2 separate regions of the Mus musculus genome follow, and region 2 is linked to region 1. Evidence: chromatin contacts called from ENCODE POLR2A ChIA-PET data. All regions are on one chromosome and are shown on one strand. Each heading gives the region's core, a stretch centred on a gene start or an enhancer-like site at or near the end of the contact. The rest is flanking DNA. Distances are from core to core; before and after follow the strand shown.

The links. ChIA-PET counts read pairs that join two places held with the same protein, here RNA polymerase II (POLR2A).
Region 2: POLR2A ChIA-PET joins it to region 1 with 13 read pairs in Patski. The contact joins the promoter of Sgms2 here to the promoter of Hadh in region 1. POLR2A ChIA-PET finds 5 or more read pairs at or near these places in 3 of 5 experiments (Patski and embryonic stem cell).

What each region holds. Positions count from the first base shown.
Region 1 is chr3:131,267,196-131,273,383 of GRCm38, forward strand. Hadh (hydroxyacyl-Coenzyme A dehydrogenase) reads right to left here and starts at 4,906. Exons shown (of 8, transcript NM_008212.4): 1 at 4,681-4,906. The coding sequence starts at 4,812.
Region 2 is chr3:131,487,761-131,494,196 of GRCm38, forward strand. It overlaps Sgms2 (sphingomyelin synthase 2), which reads right to left and starts at 2,470. Exons shown (of 6, transcript NM_001379585.1): 1 at 2,330-2,470. It overlaps Gm36753 (a long non-coding RNA gene), which reads left to right and starts at 2,756. Exons shown (of 5, transcript XR_003954556.1): 1 at 2,756-3,286; 2 at 3,805-6,436.

The DNA.
Region 1 (6,188 bases), core at 3,656-6,155:
CAAATACTCAAAGGCAGGCACTGTCCTCTGACATCCGTGGGTTTGCTGTGATACTGTGTGTGTGTGTGTGTGTGTGTGTGTGTGTACACTAAATAATAAAATAATGTAAAATACAAACCACACTCCTGCAGGGACCCCAGTGCCTGCTCTCTCACACTTACACCGCTCACCAGACACCAGCAGTATGAGCTCCGAGTTCTAGCAGAGCTGGCAGTGAGGCAGGTATATGTATGTGCCTAAGGCAGAGCAGCAGGGAGGACTGAAAATGATTAGGAGAAAATGAGAAACCAAAGCAAGGGACAAGTGACAGCTAAAGTAGGATACCATTACCACAAAGAAAAAACAAACCTGACAGCCCCAACCCCTTACTCCCTGTAGGAATGGCAGAACTTCCAAATATACTCCAGGTCGGAAGGTGGATCTGCCATAGGGCTGAGCTTTGATCTATATAGAGAATAACCTTATAAAGAACCAAGGAACTCAGGAAAGCCGGGAGGACTTAAGAACGGCATGCCTTAAGTAGAAAAACCTACTGGTGCGCTGACTGTGACAGTGTATGCCTTCAATCCCAGCTCTCAGAGGCAGACGGAAGGGGATTTCTGTTGCCTCAAAGCCGATCTGGTCTATATGGTGAGAGTTCTATGCCAGCTAGAGCTACCTAGGGGAACTAGGGAGAGAGGGAGGGAGGAAGAGAGAGGGAGGGAGGGAGGGAGGAAGAGAGAGGGAGGGAGGGAGGGAAGAAAGGAAGGAGAGAAGAAGGGAGGGAAGGAAGGAAGAAAAGAAAAAAGGGACAGAATAGCTGAGAATAAAGCCATGGCCTTCATAAGGAACATTCCAAAGGAACACGGATGATCCCGGAACTATCCCAGTCTCCTGTGATACTAAGACTTCTAAGTGTCTATATTTATTGTTCAAGAAAACTTTAACTCATTGTAACAACAGAAGTTAATAAGGCCAACAACTTCACAGAGCTCTGATTATTGTTCCGTTAAACACCAAGAAATTCAGAAGTGAGGACGGTGAGAGGAGATGGGATTGAATTCAGAAGGTGGAGAGCAGCTTTCCAGTCTCTCCGAGCATCTATCCAGTCACGGAGCATTGCCCCAGTCACGGAGCATTGCCCAAGAACGAACGACTGCAGCAAATGTTCACCTGTAGCTTAGAACCTGAAGCTATCTCAATAGTTTAAAGAGCTCTAAAGAAATAGACACTATTTAGAACAGGTGTGTGTGTGTGTGTACACGTGCATGAGAAGAGCAAAGGATAACGTATGGGAGTTGGTTCTCTCCTACCATGAGGCAGGGTCTCTCTTGTGGCTTCTGCCATGATACATACTCCAGGCTGGCTGGTCTTCTAGCTTCTAGGTGACTCTGCTGTCATCACCTCCCATCTCCATGTAAGAGAGCTGGGACTAGCCAGCACATCCTTTGCGTTTTGAAAAGGACACACATGTTCAAACACACATACACACAGGCACACAAACCACACACGTTTGGTGGCTTTGGTCAGATGAACTTACTCCTGATCTTCACAAGTTCAAATATTCTCCACACCCCCAAAAGTGTGAGATGTAGACCACATTGTGCCAGAAAGTCTCTCAAACCTTATTCCTGGTTGGCCCAGTGGCTGCACACAAGTCATGTAATGAAGTGTATGAGCGCTCTGGACAATTCTTACAAAGACAGTGGGCTAAGCCGTGCTTAGAACTCTTCTATCAACCTGAGAAGCACACAGCTTGCAGCTTCCTCTTTCTCTCTCTACAAAGCAAAAAGCGATCTGTCTCCACTCAAAGTTCATTTAATGATACAAGCCATTTTGCCTCAAGAGAAATCAGCAGTGAGAGCCACAGGCAAACACATAAAACAAGTCATTGCTCTTAAACATTAACCTGCAGGCTAAGAGGTTTGGTTTGGGTTTTTGTTTTTTTTTTAATTTAAAACAAACAAAAAAGGGCAGGCAATGTAGACACTCTTAGAAGGTACACAATCACTAATGGCCTATACTCTGGCTAAATGTAACTAACCCTGGACCTCATTTGTCTAAAATTACTTAACTATTTGATAAAATGCATTGGGTGCGTACAAAATGTATTTACACCCCTTTCCATCCCACTCAGCACAAAATGGAACACGCCGATTAGTTAAAACTACAAACAGACTCTCCACTGACTTAGACCATTTCATAGAGTTCAGAAGAAATGGCAGCTGAATGTGTGATGCAGGGTAACCCTGATGCTACTTCGAGTTTGTACTTTTATGGCTTCACTTGGGTGGAATAATTAAATAAAAGGTGCTGTCCTTCTCAGCAGCTCGTGAGCAAACTGCACTGTCTGTCAGCTGGGATCTGTGTCAGGGTTAAGCAAGATATTTCCTACCTAAACCCAAGGCTCCTGCCTCAACATGGAGATCAGGAACAAAAGGGGCCTGAGGCTAAAAGGACAAGAGGACAGATGGCAGCAATGGTGCCAATGATCACAATGACACTTCTGGCTTCTTGGAGCTATATGCTATGTGTGTGTCAGTTAATTCCTTTATTGCTTTTCCATATTCCTACAGACCCTCTGCTCTAGAGAAACTGCAGAGACCAAGCAACTGCTTTACTGTTTCACCAACATGCAGATCGCCCAACTGCCTGCGCTCAGCACATGAATTCATCACTCATCCCTGGTACCAGAGGCAAAAAAAAGATTTACTACCCTGAACCAAAAACTGTCCATTATGGATTTTTTTTTCAAAAAGGAGACGGCATGATGGGTGGAGAGATAACTCAGCAGTTAAGAGCATTGGCTCCTCTTCCAGAAGATCTGGGTTCAAGTCCCAGTTCTCACATGGCAGCTCACAACTGTCTGCAACTATAACTGAGTTCCAATTTTAAGAAAGGAAGGAAGAAAGAAAGAAAGAAAGAAAGAAAGAAAGAAAGAAAGAAAGAAAGAAAAGAAAGAAAGAAAGGAAGGAAGAAAGGAAGGAAGAGGGAGGAAGGAAAGAAGAAAGGAAGGAAAGAAAGGAAAGAAAGAAGGAAGGAAGGAAGGAAGGAAGGAAGGAAGGAAGGAGACAGCACTAACTAGAACTGTTTGCTGCAAGGCCAAGTATAAGAAATGGACCATCTAAACCACTGGAACATAGTAGAGCTATTAATCAGGAAAGCAGTTTCCCCTGCAGGATCAGAATGGTCACCTAAAGTGACCCAGAGGAATGGCTGTTCCTTATGAATGCCCACTATTTAGATGGTGGGTGTTTGTTACACTTTTATTCAAAAAGTTCTGCTAGGAGTTGCATAGCTTTTCCTCTCCCCGCTTACATTTCCATAGGAACTCCCTGATCCAGCTGCTCGAGTATTTAATCCACAAATCCCTGATGCCCATCCTTGTCAATCACTTTAATCCACTCGTCTCAGGTCAAAGTTCGAGCACCTTACCCAGTTAATTCTAAGTGCTTCCCGTGCTTCAACACACTTTCTTTGGATAGACACAGCATCCACAAGACACAGCATCCTGCATTTGTGCAAAAGCTGCTAGATGCTTTCTAATTAGTTTCGAATCCAAAGCAGTTTGGGGGGAGGGGAGGAGAACCCTATTATCTTGTTAATAAGATGTTGCTTAAACATTGTTTAAGGGATACATTGTTTTTCTTGGACCTGGACAACCAATCTCATTCCTCACAGCCTTGAGTTTTTGTGGTGCAGAGGGATACAGCAGACTAGCTATATTTTCTCCAGCATAGCCATGTATGGTTTTTGTTGTTTAATTTAATGGACTTTGGAAGGAAGTGCAGTCAAGGCTAATAAATAGCAAGCATGCAAGTGTGCATTTGGTTGGGAAAAGACACTGACCTGCGAATACCCTCCCTAATTAAAATTAGGTAAGCCCTTCACTGCCACAACACTCAAACTGCAAAGGCCTCAAAAGATACGAATATAATAGCAAGTTCATGGAAAAAGATCAGAGCTCTCTACTGTGTGTAGGAAGTTAACTCTTAAGAGAAAATGGTACTACAGACATCGCAGTAGCCAAACTGCACAGTTGATTTTGAACTGTGCCTCAGCTGGCACCAGGCAAAGTCCCACAGAAGCCGATCAGAGATTAGAGACGTCTCAGAGCATAAACTATGCTTATCTCTGTCGCCCACTCTCTTGAGGTTCAGAGCTGGACAAGCACGCAGATTTCAGCACCGGGCACTGGGTCAAAGGTCAAAGTTTCCTGGCCCAGGCCTGGGCGGAGTCCCAGCAACTCCACAAACTCCCACTAGGTGACTTTCCAAACTGTTACAAAAGTGAAGGCCAACGAAGGAAACTTGTGGGAGAGGCAGGACACTTGGAAAGAAAAGTGCCCAGACCAACACCCAAAGAACTGTAAAGAAAAAAAGAAAGAAAGAACAAAGAAAAAACTTATCAGGAAAACTAAAAGAAACCGCAGCCCAGGTCTTGGCGAGCGGATTCCTGTCAGATCCAGGCAGTGAGCAAACACTCTGCAACTTTGCACGCACAACTGTGCACAGTTCAGCTCCAGTGTGCACGCGTGCACCAGCGCGCTCCACCGAGCCTTCCCCGGCCCGGCAGTTAGTTGAGAAGCATGCACGTAAGGATCGGGCCGAAGGCTGTAGTTCTGGGACACTGAAGCATGCTGCACCTTCTCGGACTTCATCAAACTATTTCCACCACACCCGGGGCGCGAGGCCCGCTCACCTGCGCGATGCCGGCGCCCATCAGCCCGCCGCCGATGACGGTCACATGCTTGATCAGGATCTTCTTGGCGGCCGCCGACGCAGAGGAAGAGGAGGACATGGAGCGCAAGAATTGCCTGGTCACGAACGCCATAGCTCAGTGCAGCAGCCGAGGAGGAGCAGTGGGGACAGCGCGAGAGGTCCCGGAGCGTCGTGGGCGGGGTCGGCGACGTTGGGGGCGGGGCCTCGAACACGCCCCACCCACCCGCCTCCTGCACAAGCTGCAGGTCCACCCCGCCCCCCCCCCCAGAGGGCGGTGCCAGGACTCAGGCCAGCATGGACTCCGGCAAAGCAGGGACCCACCAAGAGACAACCTGTAGTTGCCTTCACAATCTGGTGGGCTGGAGTTGTGATCGTGAGAATTGTGTTTAGAATGAGGACGGTAACCCCGGATAGAGAACACAGGAAGGGAAAGCCTGGCTATTGGCCAACTTTCTGCCTAGTACTGTGCTAGTGATAACAGAATTACTGCTGGTTTTACTTCTAAGCGTTCATCTGGTGCCCCCAAACTCACCGTCCAGAGGAAAGCCATCCGCCTTTCACCCCACTGGAAGAAATGATAGTTAATCCTGTGTGCAATGAAGCTCCCTGCAAAAGTCTCATCTGTGTCTCACATTCTGCAGAATAAAACTAACTTCCTGTCTGAATGTTAGAGCTCGAGTCCAAGTTCTCTCGGGCTGTTTCTAGTTACCCACCTCTGTATCTAACTTAGGTTACATCGAACTTAAGCAATGTGTTGCCTAGCAGACCACTTGCTCCCATCCGTCCCAAACTAAAACAGTTAAAACAACAACAACAATAACAACAACAACAAAAACAAACAAACAAACACCGGCATAAAACCCTAGGAAAAGAATTACTTGTTCCACTGTAACCTGCCTGCCCAGGGTCTTCAGCAATGTTCTGTAAGCCGATGGCTTTATGACCTTCTTGCTCTGTAGCTATAAAAAGTTTATGTAACTCTGTCAGCAGTGAACCTTGTCCTTCAGAATTGTTTCCATGCCTGTTCCCTGCCTCGGGCTCTTGCATGTGGCTGGGAAGAGACTCTCCTGCACTCCCTTTGAAGCAGGGGCTATGTTTTGCATTGACCCTTTGAATCTTATTTTTATATTTAATTCTTCAAAATAAGCAAAGCCTACTGAGTGCTACATTCCAGCCAAGTCACAAAAATAAAATAAAATAAAAGATACTAGGAACGGAGGTAGAAGGCTACCCACAGAAACCCAACAGCTTGAAGAATGAACACGTTTATGAAGGAAGGAAGGAATGTGTACAGCAGTCTGAGGAAAGATGCAAGACAGAGAGGAGAGGCCCCTATGGCTGAGTTGCCACTGAGAGAGGACAGCACATTTCCAGGAGGCTTGATGAGAGGGTTGCAACTCTTAGTTGTCATTTGGAAAGATGAAGTATAATCCAAGTTTGGTGCTGTGATACTATAATTTTCTCTTTCTTTCTTTCTTCCTCCCTTTC
Region 2 (6,436 bases), core at 1,220-3,719, 220 kb after region 1:
TAGAGAGGTAGCCCAGTCATGGCTTGCCTCCTCACGGGTCCCAGCCCTCTTGCTCTTGGACCCCATAATACTTGGATTTACTTCTACTGGACTGTAAGTCACAAGGGCAGCGACAGCATCTCCTTTACCTCAGCATTGTTATACAATAGTGGCTTAATAAATGTTCAGCAAATATGTGAGTTGAACGACTACCTGATACTCATAGTTCATGACTTGATTCCACCAGAAGATAAAGGAAAGCTATGCTATCTTTAGTCTAGAATTCTTAGGAATTGTTGGTGGCGGGGGGCGGGGGCCAGGAAGCAGGGCATGGTAGTGCATATCTGCAGTCCCAGCATTGGGGAAACTGAGGCAGGAGGATCTCAAGTTCAAGTAGCCCTACACAGGAAGATTGACCTTCCTGGCTCTCTCTTCCCTCCCTCTCTTTTCCTCAAAATATAGCCTCAACATATCACTTTTTAAAAAAAGGCCATAATCTGTATTTCATTGTTTTAGCAAACAAAAGATAACTTCTCTTTCTCTGTATATTTTGTTTAAAGTTGCACGGACGCCGGGTGTGGTGGCGCACGCCTTTAATCCCAGCACTCGGGAAGCAGAGGCAGGTGGATTTCTGAGTTTGAGGCCAGCCTGGTCTACAAAGTGAGTTCCAGGACAGCCAGGGCTACACAGAGAAGCACTGTCTCGAAAAACAAAACAAAACAAAACAACAACAAAAAAATTGCACGGACAGGAGAGCTAACGCAGGACTTGGTTATTACCTTGGGTCCCCTACATCCCCACAGCCACTGCCTGCTCTCCACACTACCACCGCTGTAGATATGAGACCACGTGCTTCTGGTCCTTCCTAATACCTCCTAGGACTTTCACCAAGCTCTGGGAAAAAGAAACTCGGGGTGAACAACCTAGAGGTGTTGCTGAGTTTTTCTAAAGGTTCAGAAGTCAACCAGTTTGACTTACAAATGAAACGAACAGTAAATTAAATATTAACTTGCTTTTAAAAAACAACTCCTTTACTTAGGAGATCGCTATGAAACACGACTCTATCAGTGGACCAAGGAATATGGTCTATAAAAACAAAAACAAAAATGAACTTTGCTTGCTTCTAGGAAAGGAGAGGAGAGGAGAGGAGAGGAGAGGAGAGGAGAGGAGAGGAGAGGAGAGGAGAGGAGAGGAGAGGAGAGGAGAGGAAGAAATGGTAAAGAGTTCGCTACAAATACCTTCTGCAGAGTCCAGGCCTCTCATTCTCTGTGTGTCCAGCTGCTTTGATGTCTCTTAAACATTTAGTAGCTCCCAGGACAGAGGGTGGGGACAAAACCTTCTTAGGTATCCACCTGCAACGTTTAACTTCCTGGAAACCTCCCTTCCCACTCTAAGGGAGTAGACAACAATATTTCACGTGCTAACCTGGGCCCGCCAGATCTGTCAGAAGGAAGCTGGCATTTACCTAAGCCAACTGGAACTTGCTATTATTTACAGGTCAAGAGTTAAAATTTATTGAAGTTTGCTTTGATGAAAGAGGTTTACGTTCAGACTTTTGTACTTTCCAGCCTTAATTACTAACCTCATTAATCCTTACTTAATCGTTGCTATTGTCTAAGGTAGTCCTAATGCCATTTTTACCTGTTCGGGATGGTTAACATAACCGAGGTGAAACCAAAGAACTGAACAGTTAAAGGATTCAAAGTTCACGCGAACACACTGACAAAAAGAGTTGAGCCTCTTCAGTATTTCAAACACATGTCAAAATAATTTAAGGTCATTTTAGAAATAAGCAAGTCTTGGAAATAGAGGAACGGCGGATTAATAAAAGATTACAGGATATAGCATTTGAACTATTTGCTTCTGAGACAGAACGATCACCGGACCCACAGATTGTGACGGGGTAAGGTCCACTCCCACCTCTCTGTGCTGACAAATCGAATCTCCCTTCCTTAAGGGGCGCGGGTCTGAACGCCAAAGGTCCTGTTGGGCAGCCTGGAGCTGGTCTTGTGCACAGCTTGTCAGCGTGTGGCAGCCTCTCCTCCACCACTCGAACTTCAACCCTGACCCCCCAGAGCGGCACTGCACAATCTACGGTTTAACCTGTGCCATTTCAACACCATCACCAAGTATCCGAAAATGGGTCGCAAATGAATGAGCAGCAGGCTGGGAGGAGAGACAGCCACCAGCTGACCCCCAGCAGATGAAAACTGAGCAAGGATGCCCGGGGCGGGGCGGCCTGTGGGGAGGCGGTGGCGACCAGAGCCACGTCCCCCACTGGAGCCACGTCCCCGCGCGCTCCGCAGGACGCGCAGCCCGCAGCCCATCCTCCTCCCGGCCCGGCGCTCACCGCTCGCAGCCGGTGCTCGCACGCCGGGGGCGCTCGCTGGGCGCAGAGGACCCGGGGGACCGGGCCCGAGAGCTGCAAACTTTGCGCGGGTCTCGCCCGCATAGGTAGCCGCTCCGCCCCAGGCCGCAGTCCGGGCGCCGCAGCGGGCCGGGCTCCGGGCGGCTCCGGCGGCGCCGAGGGCGGGGTCTCCGGCCGGCGGAGCCCGGGGCAGCGCGCAGCTCTGTTTACCGCGGGCCCGCCCTCCTCCCCAGCCCGCGCCCTGACATCATTCATTCTCGCACTCTCGCCAGCCCTCTCCTGCTCCCAGCCGTGACTCACCCCGGGCCCGAGGCTCCCGCGGGCTCCCGCGACTCCCGGCGACCGAGTCTCTCCGGACGCCTAGCCGAGCTCGAAAAACCGGTGCGACTTCTTCGGGGAGGCGATCCCAGCTGGCCGACCGACCCTCCCTCCCCTCTGCGGCCCTACAAGATGCGGCGAAGGAGGGGCTTGGCAGGCAGCACGAGGTGGCTCCCGGCCGCAGGCTGAGCGCAGAGCCGGGCAGACCTCCCTGAACGCGGGCGGGGATCAATCTGGGAAAGTTCTCTAGGTGCCGCTCCCAGCAACTTTCAGGGGTGGGGCAGGGAAGGGATAAGCCACCTCCGCACCTCCTCGGGTTTCGGAAACTGCTTCCTAATAACGACGTGTGCGGGCCAGGGGCACCCGCTGACTCAAGGGGTGGTGCCCCGCCTAGGTCGAGGGGGTAGGTTTCCAAACATCACAAGACCGCTTGGCGAGGTTAGTCACCACGGGCCTGGTGGCACCTCTAGGTGAGCTGGAAGGGTGCTTGTTCCCGGTTAGTGAGACTAATGATGCTACCCACCTTGTCATTTGCTCCGTTAGGTGAATTGCGTCCTGGCAAGGATGAGAAACCGGAACCAGAATGACTCTGAAAGAGTGACTCTCCACTTAAATGAACCTGTGCGTTTCTGTTGCCTTGGGGCACAAGTGTCCATATGTGTGTGTGCCCCCCAACCCCCATCCCCGGCCCCGGCTGATCTTACCAATTAGGTTGCAGGAAGGGTTGCTTCTGTCTAAAAATGGCCAAGGATCAGCATTTCTTTGGAGTCGTTTCCACACCTTGTAGCAGTTTTCAGTCAACCACGGTCGTTTTGGAGGGTGTCACTAGGCATCCAGGCAGCTGGCTAAACCTCCAATGAGTTTAATTGATAGAAATGCTTTTTATTGCATTGCCTACTTCCCTTCTGGTTTTAAGTTTGAACGTGTAGGATTGTACAGACTGTCCTATGGGAGTTAACATAATCCACAAAAACAACAATAAGCATTTCTGGTGTTTTGTGTGGGTATCATTTGTGTCAATAATCATTAAACCCAATGGCAGCAAAATAGAACTTTGGAGGGGAGGTGCCAAGGTGGCAGGTCACAGATGATGTCACAATCCAGAAGTTTAAGTTAACCTCTCCTGCAATTAACCACAGGTTAGACTTCATTGTGGGGAGCGCACTTGTTTTCAAGTTACAGAAAGGTAGGAACCCAGAAAAGAGCATCAACAAATAAATTTGTTTTCCTTGGGTTTATTTTTCCTTTGCAATGAGGAGTTCCTTTTTACTTTTACAAAACCTAGGCATTTTGCCCAGAAGGCAATAGAAATGGATTGGCTTGCTAGCATGCTGACCAAGTAAATAGAAATTTGAACTAACATTTTTTCCCCCCCAGACAACCACAGATGTAATTCAGAAGTTTAGTGTCTTGATCCGTGGGTGCAGAGAGGGTCAAGATTCTATGTAGGTGAATCTGGGTGAACAACCCACCTACCTCCTACTTCATAATTCAAATATTTTTACATTATGGAGATATATACCTAATATAAGTATACCTATATACTTAAACCTAAGTAAAGACCTGAGGAAAACGACGCTGTAGGATTTTTGAACTGTGTACATGGGTGAAGTTTTAAGAGCCCCAAAGCCCTCAGCCCTGGGTGTACCGTTGCAGGATATGATTGCTATAGATTCTACATAGACCTCTGTGCCGAAAACTGTTAAATGGAGAACTAGGAACATGTGGTCCTTTGTGCTTCAGTTGCCTATTCTGTCATGCCATTTACAGAAAAATAAAACTGGGAGTGCTGAAACACTCCCATAATTCTCGCTTTTGGGAGCCAGAGTCAGGAGCATCGGGAGTTCAAGACTGCTCTCCTCCATATAGGGACCTCAGGTCAATCTGAGCTACATAAGACCCTGCCTGACTCCAAAACTCTCAAACAAACAAAAGACAAACAGGTAAGAGCGAGTTTCTGAAGGAGCTCGGTGTAGTTTTTCTGTGATGTTCACTGACTTTTAAAACAGCAGATTCTGGGGTTGGAGAGAGTACTGGCTGCTCTTCCAGGGGAAGGGGTGGGTTTCAATTCCCAGCACTCATGGGGCAGCTTACAACTGTCTATCACTCTTGTCCCAAGGGATCCAATGCCCTCTTCTGGCTTCTATGGGCCCTGCATACACAGGATGCACGAAAACACCTATAGCATAAAAATAAAAATGTAAAAAGAAAGCAAATTATTTATCTAAATGCCCTTGTTTTAACAGTTTCTTTTCACTGAAAGAGGTTTCTTCTTTCTTTCTTTCTTTCTTTCTTTCTTTCTTTCTTTCTTTCTTTCTTTCTTTCTAACCTACTAAAGTTTACTAAATCCATGGTTCATCATCTTTTAAAATGCTGTTTGTTTGGGCTGAACAGATGGCTCAGCGGTTAAGAGCACTGGCTGCTTTTACAGAAGACCCAGGTTCAATTTCTAGCACCTGTATGGCGACTCAACAACCATCTGTGACTCCAGTTTAGGGGACCCGACACCCCTTTTCTGGCTTGCACAGGCACCAGGCAAAGCACCTACACACATAAATCTTTAAAGGATAAATGATGTTGGTGACCTTTCTAAAGGAGAGAACGGCGATGGAAATGAAGCTCAGTGACAATGTCCAGCTAGGTTGTGAGTTGGATCCCAACTAAGGAAGACAAATGACTACATTGGCTTCTCTGAAAGGGTGGTGGTAGGCCTGGGTGTGGTGCTACAGAGCTGTAATCTGAGCCCTGTGTGGGATTGTTAGGATCAAGCAGTCAGAGTCAGCCTGGGCTACATAGTGAGACCTATCTGGAGAGGGGTTGAGAAGAGAGGACAGCTCGTAGGTAAACAGGTTCCTGTCAGTTCCTTTTTGAAGCAAGAGCACACCGTAAATCAGCTCTTAACAAATATTTCTTTGGTTTGATAAAACAAACTGATTAACGCAGGGAAAAATAGTAGTTTTCTCCTCGTTTATTTAATCTTCTGCTTTCAACATACCCAGAGTCAGGTATTTAACCAGTGAAATTTTATCGAATTTCCACTTGGTGCCCATGGTTGTTTATCTAAGGATCGTCCTATGTACTTTCTCAGCATGTCTAAGCAATAGAAAAGGCAGTTTCTCTTTCCTCTCTCCCTCCCTCCTTCCTCCCTCCCTCCCTTCCTTCCTCCCTCCCTTCCTTCCTCCCTCCCTCCTTTCTTTCTTTCCTTACCTTTCTTCTCTCTCTCTCTCTCTCTCTTTCTCATTATTTGGGAATGTTTATCAAATTGTCTTTTGTAACTTACCTAATGCCCCCTATTCTGCCTGGCATATAATTGTTAAAGAGATAAAGTAATGAGGAACCACAAGGAACAAAGGAGAAGAGAATTCTGCTATGGAACATTACATAACCAGCGGGGGTGGGGAGGAATAATATAGGTCTACCTTATGCATTCTTCTGAGGGGGATAAACAGTGAGGACACCTTAGAAAGCAGTCTCAGGTTCAAACAAAACAAAACAAAAACAAAAACTAAAGGGCTGTGGGGATAGCTCAGTGAACAAAGGTGCTTGCTGCTCATCCTGATAACCGGAGGTCATATCCTGAGATCCACATCGTGGAAGTAGAGAGTTGTCCTCTGACCGCCACATGTTCCCTGTGGCCAGTTCCACAAAGGAACCTTTGGTGGAGCGGTGCCTTAAGGGAGGAGGAGGAGGAGGAGGAGCAGACCATAAAAATGAAAGCAGAGAGGGAGACTGCTGGGGAGTAAAAGGTTTAGGCAGGGAGAGGAGTGTGGG